Regions from separate parts of the Mus musculus genome. Here region 1 is linked to region 2. The links are chromatin contacts, found by Hi-C or POLR2A ChIA-PET in ENCODE. All regions are on one chromosome and are shown on one strand. Each heading gives the region's core, a stretch centred on a gene start or an enhancer-like site at or near the end of the contact. The rest is flanking DNA. Distances are from core to core; before and after follow the strand shown. Region 1 overlaps Gm21976. Region 2 holds the start of Utp15 (UTP15 small subunit processome component).

Region 1 (6,771 bases), core at 464-2,963, 36 kb after region 2:
AGGAGCTGCCAAGCTTATCTGAAGGTGGGCTTGCAGTAAGAGAAAAGTTAGGGCTTATGTTACTGGAGAAATGCTCGCTTTCTCTAATGAGGCGCCCTCTCATGGGAAAAGCAAGCAAGGGCCCTCCCCTGGTTCCTCAAACCCGTGTAATCAACTGGTTACTTTGAGCTCCTGGGAATTATTGTGGGTCCGTAATTGCCACCGTTGCCATCATTTTTAACTTTATTATGTTATTCCAATGCACAAAACCATAAATATCATGCCTCCAGATGGCTAGCTATCCAGGCTGCCTTAGCAAAGTACAACAGACTGCTATTTTGTAATACAAGTTCTAGAGGCCAAGCATCAGCAGATTCAGTGTGTGGTGAGGGGATGTTCCCTGCTTCCAAGACATCTCCTTCTCTCTACTACCTCCCAAGCAGAGCATGCTAGCTGGATTTTAAAAAAAAAAATCTTTTTTGTAACCCTTTGCAATCTTTTTTTTTTTTTTAAATTGTTGTCTTTTTGTCTTGTTTTGTTTTGTTTGGGGGGTGGGGTGTTTTCGGCTTTGTTTTTGTTTTTTAACATGTGAGTGCTGCATGTCCACCTACATGCCACAAGAGGGCATCAGATCCCTTTACAGATAGATGGTCATGAGCCACCATGTGGGTGCTGGGATTTGAACTCAGAACCTCTGGAAGAACAGCCAGTGCTCTTCACCACTGAGCCATCTCTCCAGCCCCCGAAGTCTTGATTTTTTTTTTAAATGAACATTGTTCATGAGAGTAGAAGAAGCCTTCTTGGTCCATGTTCTCAACCTGTGGGTCGAGACCCCTTTGGGGGGGGACACATGATTTTTTTTCCCCACTAATTATATATCAGATATTTACATTACGATTCATAACAGTAGCAAAACTGAAGTTATGTTGTAGCAACAAAATAATTTTACAGTTGGGGGTCACCACAACATGAGCTATATTAAGGAGTCGCCGTGTTAGGAAGGCTGAGAAGCACTGCTCTAGAGGCTCCTTCTCCGACGGAACACTTTGTCACATACAAATTTTGGAGGTACACAAACGTTCAAACCATGGCAATTGGTATATAATTACAGAACAAGGTTAAAATCAAATTCCACGAAGCTAATACACTTGAACATTTTAATGCTCATTTAACATGATGGATGGCGCTGTTCTGTAGAAAGTGCATGGCTGCCTTGGAGTTCGTCAGAGAAGGCTAGGTCGTGGCTGACCTTAAACTTTAGCCTGCTTTTCTACTGTGAGCTTCAAACTACAACCGACAATGACTGTGTGTACAGCAAGAATAGACATTTCGGCCTTGTTCACGGACTTTGACGGAGTCATTTGAGTATCAGTCTGTGCTAGAACAACATCGTAGCAAACCGAAGTTGTCATCTTGAAGAAAAGCTTCAGAGATGCTGTGTAGTTCATCACCAATGTTGCTTTTTGGACATTTGCCTTCAAGTCTAACTCTGACTCAAACTGTTAAAGGCTGGGCAAGTGGTCACAGCTCTGTCATTTGTGCCTCCCACCAATGCTGCCACCTCATAGGCTCCCGCTAAAAGTAAGGCGGGGTATTTGAACCCATCCACGCCCCTCCCCTGGTTACTTGTCACAAAGGCTGGAGATCTATAACCAAAGGCTTTAAAGGTGCTGATCTGTCATCCCTACTAGCATCTATATTTCCGGGTCCGCCCAGCCTTTGTCCTGGGAGGCTCCTTAACATACACAAGAACTGCTCTGGAGGCAGCTGACAAGGGGATTCATTAGCTGCTCTCTGCTGCCCTCTTGAGTCCATAGCTTGGGTTGCATGGGATGCTGCCCAGACTGGAGTCTCTCTCTCATTCTCTCTCTCTCATTCTCTCTCTCTCTCTCTCTCTCTCTCTCTCTCTCTCTCTCTCTCTCTCTCTCTCTCTCTCTCTCTCTCTCTCTCTCTCTCTCTCTCTCTCTCTCTCTCTCTCTCTCTCTCTCTCTCTCTCTCTCTCTGCGTGTGCGCACGCACGCATCTGCTTCTGCCACGCGATTCATGAGGGAATTCGCGCTTCACATCTTTGCCATCTCCCAGTCCCAGCCCCTGCAGGCCTGCCCGAGCTTCTCATCCTTTGGAAGGAAGCCTGCCTTAACTCTCTCTCCTCCTTTTTTCTTTCTTTTATTTGCATTTGCATCCGATCTTTGAACAGCCTTGAAAATCTGGTGCTAACTAAGCAGAGTTTTGTTGAATCCGACGCTTTTCTAGCTTGGCGTTCATAATTACAACATTGAAAAGATGTCCTGGGTGCGAGGATTCAGCGGGGTTTGGGAAAAGAACATTAGAGTTTCTGCTTTTACACAGTTTGTTTGATCTCATCCTTCTTAAGTTTCTAGTTTGCATAATGTTTCAGTGTGTGTGTGTGTGTGTGTGTGTGTGTGTGTGTGTAGGCTAGTATAGGTATATAATTCATAAATAAATATGAAGTGGAAGAATGCTAATTCTATCTCATTTAGTTATTTTGCTGCTGAAGGTTTAGCTAATCATAAAACCCCAGGGAGTAGTCTGGAAGAGTGTGCTGGTCAGAGTGACAGAATCTACAGAACGAATCACTATAAGGAGAAAGGGGTGGTATTTGAATGACTTACAGGCTACAGTCCAGCTAGTCCAGCAATGGCTGCCCATGAACGGTCCAAGAAGCCCGGATGTCTCAGATGGTCTTCAGTATACACTGGAAGCAGGCTCTAACGCTAGGGTAGTTTGTGCTGCATATACCTTGCCAGCGAGGTGAGAGCAAACAGGCAAAGAGCAAGCACTACCTCCTTCCATGTCCTCATAGAGGCCACTGGCAGAAGGTGTGGCCCAGATTAAGGTAGATCCTCCCACTTCAAATATCCAGATTTTAAGTGGCTCCCCCCATTTCAAATTATTTTAATTAAGAAAAAAAATTCCCTCACGGGTGTGCCCCATCATTTGGATGAAGTCAAGTTGACAACTAGAAATAGCCATCAAAAGTCCATCCCTTGCCAGCTTGGCACACTGTCATATCTCTCCTTATGTCATGCTTAATTTCCAAACAAAAACAATAAGCAGCCCATAATTGTGTCTAACATGATATAACTACCCCATGTACAATCACAAACATGGTATATATTTAACCAGGACATAATTATGTCTAAGTTCCATCCCTCACTCTCTCCTTCCATCTCTTCTTTCCTTCCTTGACAAGGTCTTCTAGCAGTGTAACCCTGGATGCCCTTCAAACATGTTACCCTCCTGCCTCGGTTCCCCAGGTGTTGAGATTACAGGCAAATATGCCACCATACCCTACTTTGAGGACAGTTTGATTGGACCAACATAATAATAGCATTATGAGATGGTATTGGTTTTTTTTTCTTTTTTCTTTTGGTTTGGTTTAGTTTGGGTTTTTCATAATTTGGTTGCGTGGCTCTTGAATAGGAACTCTACAGATGGTATCATGTTGCCATGTCAACAGTTTGGGCAGCAGTAAAGGCAACTGTCACAAAAATCTAGAGGACTGAGTTAGAGCCCTGGAAGCCAAGTAGATGTGGAAAGACCAACTCTACAAAAGTGTCCCCTGACTTCCATATACACACCAAGGTGCGCACCCATGAACACACACACACACACACACACACACACACACACACACACACACTCTTAAAGGTTGAAGAGCCCTAACTATATGACTGTTTTATAAATTCAAGTACCTAATTCTATGTAAAATTACTACCTAGATGTTGGAGGTAGGGTTTAGCACTGCCAAACACATTCCCTGTGACCAATTACATTCTGTAGACAAGTCTTTGTACCTCAAGCTTTCTTCAGTGCATCAGATAAGATGCTTAGGACAGAGTTCCAGCAGTGATTCTTCAAAGCCATATGGGAGTCTTTGAAAGCCACAGCACCTACAACAGGTACAGCCCCAGTTCTGGGAGGGGAGGCCCCAGCTTAGGGAGAAAGGGCTCATGGGTCTGTGATCTGGCCTGGTGAGACTTAAACGTATTTCTCTGATTGTGGTCTCTGCCTTTCTACCACTAGTGACTGGGACACTCGTGGTCCCTGAACTTTCAGCAATATGTTGAATATGCACAGTGTGAGGCAGAGCTGCTAGCACCCAAGTTCTGGTGAACAGTGGTGTACAAAGCATTTTTATTTTTGTTACAGGTCAGATTTGATATAGCAAGAACTGGTGTCTGGGAAGTGTTCCATGAATACATAGCACTCAGTCTCCCATGAACACGTGCTGCATATACCCAAGGGCAAAGGAAGCTAGGTCCGGGCTCAGGAGGTCCCACAGCTGCCTAGCCACACTGCTAAGGAAGGCTTAGCCATGTGGCCAATGGGGTATCTTAGGATCAGGTTAGCGAGCATGACTGTCTGCTGAAAGTGGTGCAACCTGAGCCCCCTCACTCTTCTTGGTGACTCAGTTTATTCCAGTTAGACGAGGCTCCCTGTCTGTGACTGTTTACTCCAGAAACTGCCAACCCAGTACCAGGGATCTCAGCCTCTCTCTCGTCTGGGTATAGAACTGCTATCCTCAAGGTCTGCTCATCAAACCGGCCCATCCCTAATCTAGCCCCATGGAGAGCTGGTCCTGCAGATATGGCTTAGAGCTCTGGAGTTCTCATCTCCTTCCGTAGTCTGATGTAGGCAGCCTGAAATCTAGGCTTTGCAAACCATGTCATAGCAGAATTAGCCCCCACTAGCTAGAGTCCAGAAGACATATTTGAGGGCTCATACAGGCCCAGACACCTAAGGAGTCACTTCACCTCAGTGGATCCTGTGTTTCTTTAAGCTTCTTGTAGTTTCATCGTCACATCTACCAGAGAGGCCCTCATAGTGTTGGCTTTCCAGAGGGTGGGATAGGAAGCCATAGATAGGAAAGCCACCAGTGTAACTCTGACTGATGCACATCGAGGGTTCTATTCTAAGAAAGCCATGGGGAACGCTTGGCTGGTGAACACTGTATCTCCCAGGGGCCTCCGCTCTGTAATGACGTGCTCTCTTTCATGTCTGTGTGTGTTGCTGTGACAGGTCACAGCTGCCTTCCCACCAGAAAATGTCTTCTGACTTCTTGCGGGGTATTCCTCGTGCTTGGCGTTGTTGCCGCTGCGATTGCTGTTGGGATCATCTTCGGGACACCTACAAAACCTGCAAGTATGTGTCAACACACACACACAGATACACACACACAGATACACACACATACATATACATACACACATACACATATACACACACATACACACATACATACACACATACACACACATACACACATACACACACACACACACACACACACACACATACACACACACATTTACACCAAGTCTGTTTCCAAAATATGTGAATCTACAGTATGGATGGGGAGGGGTTGGCATGTGGCATGTGCCAGCCATTGGCTATTTTGCATATCCTCTCTCTATCCTCAGGTCCTGCAAGGTGCCTGTTGTTAGGACAGACACTTCAGGAAAGGACTTGCCCTGGACCATATAACTATTAAGTAAGCAAGACAGCATTGTGACGCAGGTTGAGGTGACTCTGAAGTGTACACAGGATATGGTCTCTACCTTCCAGGACTTCCACTGTAAATAGGATTGTGGGATAGCATATAATTAGAGATTAAATTCGAGAGAAATCAGTGAGGACTGGTGATAGGGACGTGGAAATGAATGAGCTAGAACTGGAGTTGAGCCCCAGAGGGATCCCTGAACTCAGACACAGAAGTAAAAGACACAGACTTCATGGAACATCAAACCTGGGGTATATAAGGAAGAAAAATATCACTGATAGGCCAGGTTGGGGGATGGGGGAAGGCAGAGGGTCACAAGTTCAAGACCACCCTGGACTACATAGCAAGACTATCTCAAAACTGATCAAACAAAAAACAAAGAAATATGTGAGGGTACACTTGCTGCCGACATGACCTGAGTTCAGTTTTTGGATCCCACATGGGGAAAGGTGAAGACTAACTCCTGCCTCGAATCATTCTTAGATTTCCACACGAGTACTGTGACTGGCATATGCTCATATCTGCGGCACGCGCATGCATGAGTATACAAACACAAGCACACAAATAAATAAATGTAAACGAATTCAAAACAAAAGTTCATAGCGAGTAGTCAAGAAACGGGTGTTGAATACAAAGTAAGATGTGGTCCAGCAGTATGCAACTGCTGCAATTACACACACACACACACACACACACACACACACACACACACACACACACACGGCTTTCCCTGCTGAGCTTGCTTCTTCTGTTGTTCATTTGGCTAACTCCTAAGGTGTTTAAGACCAACTCAGACATCTCTGACCTGACGGTCCCGGCTGCTAGACTCCACACCCAGCACTCTGCTTTCCCAAGTAGCCTAGCCAAGGTCAGCACTGCGGAGACCCTGGAGCCAGCCCATCCTGTAGGATGCGGGACTGTACTGCAGAGGGAGACTCTTCCCACACAGACCTCATTAACCCTGTCCTCCCATGAGCATCAGGGTTTAAGGTTCCCTGCATGTTCTTCACTCTGCCTTTCTCCTTCATAGGCACTGCCACAGGTACTAATTCCCCACCACAGAGCCCCGTCTCATCCCATCCTGACATAAAATTTTCAGAGGGTCCAACTGATGACAATTCCTTCAGATGACCAGAGCTAACGATTCTTGTCTCTGAAACAACAACGCCAGCACCTGTTGATCAAGAGATATAAACTCTGGCTTTATCCATCTGCCTCTTAATTATTCAAGATGATAACACCTTCATCACTCCAAACCCATTACTTCA
Region 2 (7,469 bases), core at 2,777-5,276:
GTTCTTTGTGAACAACAAGAAATAAAAAGTACACATAGATAGAATCTTCACACAACTAATATGTGTTTATAAAAAGGATTCAGACAGAACTCTCAACAGAAAAACAACACACATCACAAAACCAAACAAAAACACTTACTTTGTGTGGCCTTCAAACTGCCTGAGGGGAGCCCTCCCATTTATATCAAAAAGTTGAACTACACCATCTTCACTGCCAGCAACGAGCAACTGACCATCCTGTCGAAAAGTCGCACAATATGCTGTGTCCTTAAAACGGGAAAAGGTTTTTACAGGCTCTTGAGAGTACCGGCCATAAATGTGGATCTGTAAGATAAAATCCAGGATTTCACTAGATGGCTCAACAGAAAATCCTGTAATGAGACCAAAGATATAAACCTTTGTACTTACTCTCGAAGAAGCTGTGACTGCATAGTTATATGGAAGCTGAGGAGAAAAGTCTACTTTGGACACTGCACCAAATTCCTTAATCTGAACAGGGGTCTTAATAAAAAAAAGAGAGAGAGAGTATTGGCCGAGTTAAAAAGGCAAACCATACGCCATTTCCTACAGAGCAGTTCCTTTAGTTCTTAGTAATAGTTAGTACACTGTAACTACATAGAAATATGAGGGAAAGAGAAAGAGAGAAGCAAAACTCAGCCTGATGACCCTCCCCTAGACGATCCCTGCTGACAATACAGAAAATGCGCAATTGGAAAGCCAAAGCTGCTGACTGTACTCTGAATCCCAACAAGAAAAAGAGCTAAGCCTACACCAGCATCATTTACCTATGACTAAGTTAATAAAAGATGATCAGACCATGTAAACAGGTCTACACCATTTTTACAGCTACTAACCCACTTTATTGCTACATACAAGCAATACATTTACCATCCATTTTTATAAAGATATATTATAATTTAACTGAGCCAATTCACATCTAATGGGCTTATTTTTCAAGAATTTCAATATTACATCTAATAATTCAACAAACACTCCTATATGTCTTAGCAAATACTTGAGAAAGTATGTTTTGTTTCAAGCTATGAGTACAAAGCCAAAAGCAATATGTTTTTTAAAAAAACGTTGTCAATTACTGTCATTTCCCTCTCTCAACTTTTTTCATTTATGCCACCATACCAGAACAAACTGTCATCTAAACTGTTATCTTATTTGGTTTTATGTTATGCTCTTTGTTAAAATTTCATGTGTGTATCTGCTTGTCTAAACGTGCACTGGTGTGAAATGCCTGCTGAGGCCAAAAAAGGTACTGGATCCTCCGGAACTGGAGTTAAAGTAACCAAGGATGACCCTGCACTTATCATTCTGCCTCCCTCCCAAGTGTGTGTGTGTGCGGGGGTGGGGGGGATCACAGGCATACACCACTAGACAGGTTTGTGCAAGGCTGGAGACTGAACTCAGCGCCTCATGCAACCAGACAAGCACTCACCAACTGAGCTACATCCGTTTGAACTGGTGACTGACGCTCAGTCTCTTCTTAGGTTTTTATTGTCTGATTAAGTATCATTTTCCACAAACTTCCTAATCCCAAATTTTTTCTACCTTCTAGGTTTTCAATATATATTTAAAAGAGTCACTGCAAGCATCATTAGGAGGTACAGAGAAGCTAATTTCAGAGTAGAAAAGACAAGAAAATCCTCTTGCATATAAGATTTAAGTTTTATAGTTTCATTTGCCATTATATACATGTTCTGTGTTAAGCAGCTGCATGGTCAAAATAATTAAGTGGTATGGACTTTGACAGCTGGAGACACTGACATAAATGGGTAAGAATTGTTCAAATGCCCTCGTCCCTCATTTCCTCTCATACTTTACCTTATAGTTGTTCCAGTACAGAGTGTCTTGGGTGATCTTCTCACCAAGTACAGGATATGTTTGAATCGCTACAGGTTTATAGCCGGCCATGGTTTCATATAAGTGCGCTGTTATCCTAGGGTCAGGAGTCTGGAACTAATTTCACAATAACTTCAGTGACTCTGCCTCAGGCCTGGAAAAAGAACAAATTTTAAAGCACAGATTGTTTATAAGCTTTCCTATGCAAGGATGATTTTCATTCTACTTTCTTTCAAAAGGCTGTGTGGAACTTTATAGACTAATGACCAATAAACCATCTCATTGAAATCATGGAAGAGACACTTGAAGCATAGAGATCTGGGGTACCATACTGGCCCATCTATATACATATATACATTTACATACACACACACACACACACACACACATATATAATATATACATACACACACATATATATATAATACATACATACACACACACACACACACACACACACACACACACACATATATGCTGCATATGTATGTCCTTAAACCTCCCAGAGCAGGCGGCAATGCTTGAGAGTAAATAAGACTTAGCCTTCCAGTAGTTGAAACCAGAAAAGCATGCAGGGCTGGAACATTCACTTTCTTGTCAAAGGAAAGAATACAGAACTAGAAACACAACAGACTGACCTGACTTCCTAAAAGACAAAAGAAGCAAGGAAAACAAAGTTAATCTTTAAGTGTAGAGGCTTAAGATGAAATTAGAGATAATGTGCTGGCATCAGACATAAAATTAAACGTGAAAGGTTCAAACTGTAGGAAAGAAAACCTAAACAGAGGAAACTTAAAAGTGACAGAAGAAGAAAAAAAGAAGGAGAAGAAGAATCTAAGTTCTTAACACGAGAAGCATTCAACTGAAGACAGTCGGGAGTATCAGATGGACGATTATATCGACGATACTCTCTGTCCACTCTGAAAAGCCTGCACAGCCGACATCAGCAGCACCAAAGCAATCAGTTTAACTTATTCTAATTGCTATTTTGATGAAGCAGAGCAAACCAAGGTTCATTCACTTCACACTCACTTTTGCTTTAACATACCAGGAATGCCCTTTCACTACGTACTTCCTATTTAAGGTCAGCACAGGAAGTCATTCTGTCCCTCAGAAATCCCTCTCTGCCTTCCAACAGGTGTTCTCAAACACTATCAAGGGCCAGATGGTAAATATTTTAGGTCTGGCCAACCAACCGACAAAGCAGAAGATATTCTATAGTTAATGACATGGCAAGAAATTTTTTCACTAGTACTCACAAACGCATTTGTTGTTGTTGAAAGGAAATACAATTCTTTGAGGTCAAGGCCTATTTCATTTAGTTTCAAGCCAAATCACTGTACATAAGACAGTATGTTTATCTGCAAAAACCATTATTGGCTCACTAGATAAAAACAGGCACCGGAATAGATCTGTCCCAGGAATAGTACCTCCTAAGTCTATTTTTCAAGAAATGAAAGGTTTTCGAGGAAAGAAGTGAGAAGTAGCGCTGGCTTGCTAAGTTACACAAATGAAGAACAGCATTGGCGGGGACGTGCAAGGGAAGACAGAACAAGCAATGAGATGCTATGAAAACGAATGTTAGGAAAATCACTGGACCAAGTCAGGACCTAAGAAACTGGGATTCACGGAATAACAGGCATTACGACACAAGGTGTGATCAAATAAACCCTGAAGGGTACTGAGAACATGTAAGAGGGAGATGTTTAATTCTACCTGGACATAATGTCATTTCAGCGGGGTCTCTAAGCATAATGTGGCACGATGGGCACAAAAGAAGCAGAGCGGAGGTGCAGAGAGGGACGAATACCCAGCCATCCTCAAATCACTAAAACAGAATTCTGTCCTTGGCCTTGGAGAAGAGATTGCTCCAGGGACTGACAGAGGTGGCTAGGAGAGCGACTACAGAGGAGCAAAGCCTGGGTCAAAATTAAATCGCGGAGGCAGATAAGTTCAGTGATCTCCGGGGGAAGCCCCAGAACAGACGTCCAGGATGTCAGAGATCACAGTGAGGACTGAGCAGAGCCTGGGCCGCCACCGGGAGCCGCCATCGCCTACCTCCGCGGGGCCCCGAGGGTCCACCGAGGCACCGATCCCCAGGACGACTCCCCAGACTTCGCCAGCTCCCTACAGCATACCGCTCTGCAGCACTCGCTCAAAATCACGCGGACAGTCCAGGAGCCGGAAACGCGGAGGCGCAGAGGCGCGTCGCGGGAAGATGACGTGCAGCGCAGGCGCAGAAGGTTTACGACCCAAAGAACTACAAGAAAGCGCCCTGGTGGGCGGGGCCCTGGGCGGGGCCCCGGGCCGCTCTCCAATGACCCGGAACTGAGGCGATCCATGGTTCTCCGAGAGGATGGGCTACGGGGCGCTAGGGAAACAAGAAGCGATCCCTGGGAGTCGTCTCGCCTTCACCGAACGCTCTGGGCTTTTTCCAGAGGAGATAAAAGATAGGAAGTGACGTCTGGGCCCGAAGCAGGCCCGGGGCTCGGGACCGATCTGGCTAGGCCAGGCCAGAGCCGCTCTCCCGCTGAGCTCAGGGCGCGTGTACCACCCGCCTGACCGGCCCCTGTCCCCGGATCCGCTCGCCGCGTCGGAGCGGGAGCGGGTGTCACCCCGCGGCCGTAGAGCGGGAACGCCCGCCCGGACACCTGTCGCCCGTGAGACGCCTTTCGTTTTTTATAGCACCTTTGCCCCCACTGTAGGACAATTTCAAGAATTAGGAAGAACCCGAAGCCTCTGTGATTAGCTTCCATTGGGGACTGTGCCCCCTGCTTGCATTATACTCTCCCTTCCCAGGCGTCTGGCTGGCGAGCCTACCCACCCTTTCTTTCTTAACTCTTTCTCACCATCTCTGTCATTTCGTTTTTTCCCTCCCTTGTGCTTCAAGTCTTGGCGAATCAACAGTCTTTGCTTATCTCTGTAATCCAGTCTAGATAACCGTTCCCTTTTCCTTTCCTGTTCTCTGGTCAAAGACTGGTAATTCCGTCTATTGAAACCTATTGTTCTATAGGGGTCCGCAAAGAGGTGACTATTTTAACCCCATTTTAGGAAGGATTGAGTCTCGGGAAACTCGTGATTTGCATGTCTAGCACATCGAATTAGTTGGTGTTGAAAATAAATTATCAGACCCAATTAGAAAATATGGGAAAGAAACTGTAAAAAAAAAAATTGTCCAAATTAAGATCAGAAAATATGAGGCACTAGGTAGGTTTTGTGTGCGGTGGCTCCTAAGAGTGATCTTAAACCAGGTGAGGGAGGTGGTACACACCTTTAATCCCAGCACTCCGGAGTCAGAGTCGAGGCTACAAAATAAGTAAGACCTCGTGTCAAAAGAAAAAAGATCTCCATCTGGCAGTTTTTTCCCCCTTTAATGGGAGCTTGAAAGGAAGTTTTCAAGAGAATAGCACTGGACATCCCCTGGGAGAACTGGGGAGGAGAGGGGGTGGAGTTGCGGCTCAACCCACACGTGCCTAGAAGAAATTGTTCTTTCCTTAGAAACAGTTCCCATTGAGTGCTATAAACTAACTTTCTGTTCCTGTGGCCTTCTGACAAAATGTAGCAACTTTGTTATGTGATACTTTGTGTGACTGTAGTGTCTTCATGTCTCTCCTGGAAGTTTTGTATTCTTGTATTGCTGCTTACTTACTGACCTCAGTGATGGAGTTGATAGAGCAACATATGTTTCTCCGGATTCAGGAGCTTTCTTTTTCCACTGAGATGAATGTTACTCACCCATTCTACTCAGAAGGCCGTGATAAGGACCAGTGGTTTTTAAAAAGAAGTTTTTGAGATAAAGTCTCTCTATTAAGTAGCTCTAACTGTCCTAGAACTTACTGTGTAGACCAGGCTGACCTCAAACTCCCAGAGATGTGCCTGCCTCTGCCTTCCAAGTGCAGAGCTTAAAGGTGTGTGCCCCTCACACCTGGCTTGTGTAATGTTTCTTGTGTGTATGTTTTCAGGGCATGACTACTTAGTATTGCATGACCAGTTGCTGGGCTCCTTTCTGGGGAGGACTATTTCTCCTGCTCTCTAGTGCTCCACCATACTCAACAGGATCAGTCTTTTGAAATGGTTTTAAAGTGCTGCAGTGGTCATACATTACTGATTCGTTTCTCTCCTAATTCCAGGCAGTTCTGATCATCACACACTCAGTTCCCTTTCAAGGTGTCCAAAGGGGCAATATGCTGTCAAAACAAAAATTCACTGGATCTTCAGTTCTTCCTTTTTCAAGTGACTGTGTATTTGGGACTGTCACATATCCTGTGACACCAATCCATAATCTACATATTTCTCATCAAAACTTACAACAAGTTGCTTATGCTTTCTCTGAACAAACACTGATAAATATACTTTTAATTCTTAACAAAATACATTTTGTAGGGCCAGGGAGGTGCCTCAGTGGGTAAAGCCACTTGCTGCCCAGCCTGATGACTTGAGTTCAGTTCCTGAGACACACATAATAGATGGGAAACCCCAGATCCTGAAATGTATCCTCCTCTACATGCATGCTGTGGCCCATGTGTGCCCATATACATGCGAACAAAATAGATAAGTGTAATAGCTCATTTTTAAAACAAGTCTGTAAAGTGCTTCACTGTCTGAATCATGGGTATGATAGAAAACAGTGCTGGTCAACCTGGCTACAAGTTGGTTATACCTCAGCTCAAATTGAGAAGACTTACAGAAATGGCATTTAAAAAAATAAATCTCACCGTGCAATGGTGAGATTCACTTTTAAAACAAAAAAAATTAATCTCAAATAATGGCCTACTGTCTTAGCATAAAAGTTTATTTTCTTTGGTAGCCTGATCTTTAAATATTTGGCACTAGTCAACTATAGAAGGGGAGAAACTAACTGAAATGTGTTTTGACAGTGTTGGAGGTGTGCTGTGTTCCCTGCATCCTTTCCCAGGACCCTGTACATAAGCGGCAGCATCCTTTTTGTCTGTTTTTTGGTTTTTGAGACAGGGTTTCTCTGTGTAGCCCTGGCTGTCCTGGAACTCACTCTGTAGACCAGGCTGGCCTCGAACTCAGAAATCCGCCTGCCTCTGCCTCCCGAGTGCTGGGATTAAAGGCGTGCACCACCACACCCGGTGTGCATCCCTTTTTACACAGGACACTCTGTCAGGCTCCGCAACTTGTACACACCACACAGCTAATAAGCAAATGGCAAAGCCTTGGTTCACAGGCAGATCCCCTACCCCTGAATATCCTGTGCATCCTGTTAGGAGGCTTACAAGAGCAGTGTTTGGGTGTGGAGTTAAAATGATTGTGTATGTACATTTATATAAGTTACATACTACCATAAATTTTCTAATTTTTTACTTTCAGATATTTTAATATCCCAATTCCAGGAAAATACTGGATAACACCTTTGAGAAAAAAAAAAACAAGAAATCATGAAGAAGTGTTTTAATTATTAAAGCCATGGCTACATCTGCAAATCTGGACATTGGGGCCCAGCTGATCGTGGAAGAGTGTCCCAGCAGCTATATCTCTGGGATGCCAGACATCAAGCTAGAGCACCAGCTAGACCCAAACCCAGATGAAGGAGCAGCCCAGGGCGTCGCCATGGGGATGAAATTCATATTGCCAAACCGATTTGATATGAACGT

The links. Hi-C counts contacts between places; a loop is a spot of excess contacts on that map. ChIA-PET counts read pairs that join two places held with the same protein, here RNA polymerase II (POLR2A).
Region 1: a map of heart shows a loop between it and region 2 (4-fold over the local background). The contact joins the enhancer-like site here to the promoter of Utp15 in region 2. A Hi-C loop is called at or near these places in 6 of 37 maps with a recorded cell type or tissue (T-helper 1 cell, heart and left cerebral cortex). POLR2A ChIA-PET finds 5 or more read pairs at or near these places in 4 of 5 experiments (Patski and embryonic stem cell).

Annotation. Positions count from the first base shown.
Region 1 is chr13:98,297,483-98,304,253 of GRCm38, forward strand. Gm21976 reads left to right here. Exons shown (of 7, transcript XM_006517799.4): 4 at 5,023-5,145. Among named protein-coding and RNA genes, the nearest start is that of Btf3, 16 kb to the right of the region's middle. Within about 2 kb of position 1,714, at least 1 of the 3 ENCODE cell types and tissues checked has a DNase peak (open chromatin) inside an H3K27ac peak, as active enhancers do; it is heart, where a contact is called at or near this core.
Region 2 is chr13:98,258,966-98,266,434 of GRCm38, forward strand. It overlaps Utp15 (UTP15 small subunit processome component), which reads right to left and starts at 4,027. Exons shown (of 13, transcript NM_178918.3): 1 at 3,910-4,027; 2 at 1,834-2,005; 3 at 409-501; 4 at 140-324. The coding sequence starts at 1,923. It overlaps Ankra2 (ankyrin repeat, family A (RFXANK-like), 2), which reads left to right and starts at 4,111. Exons shown (of 8, transcript NM_001271388.1): 1 at 4,111-4,511; 2 at 7,186-7,469. The coding sequence starts at 7,282.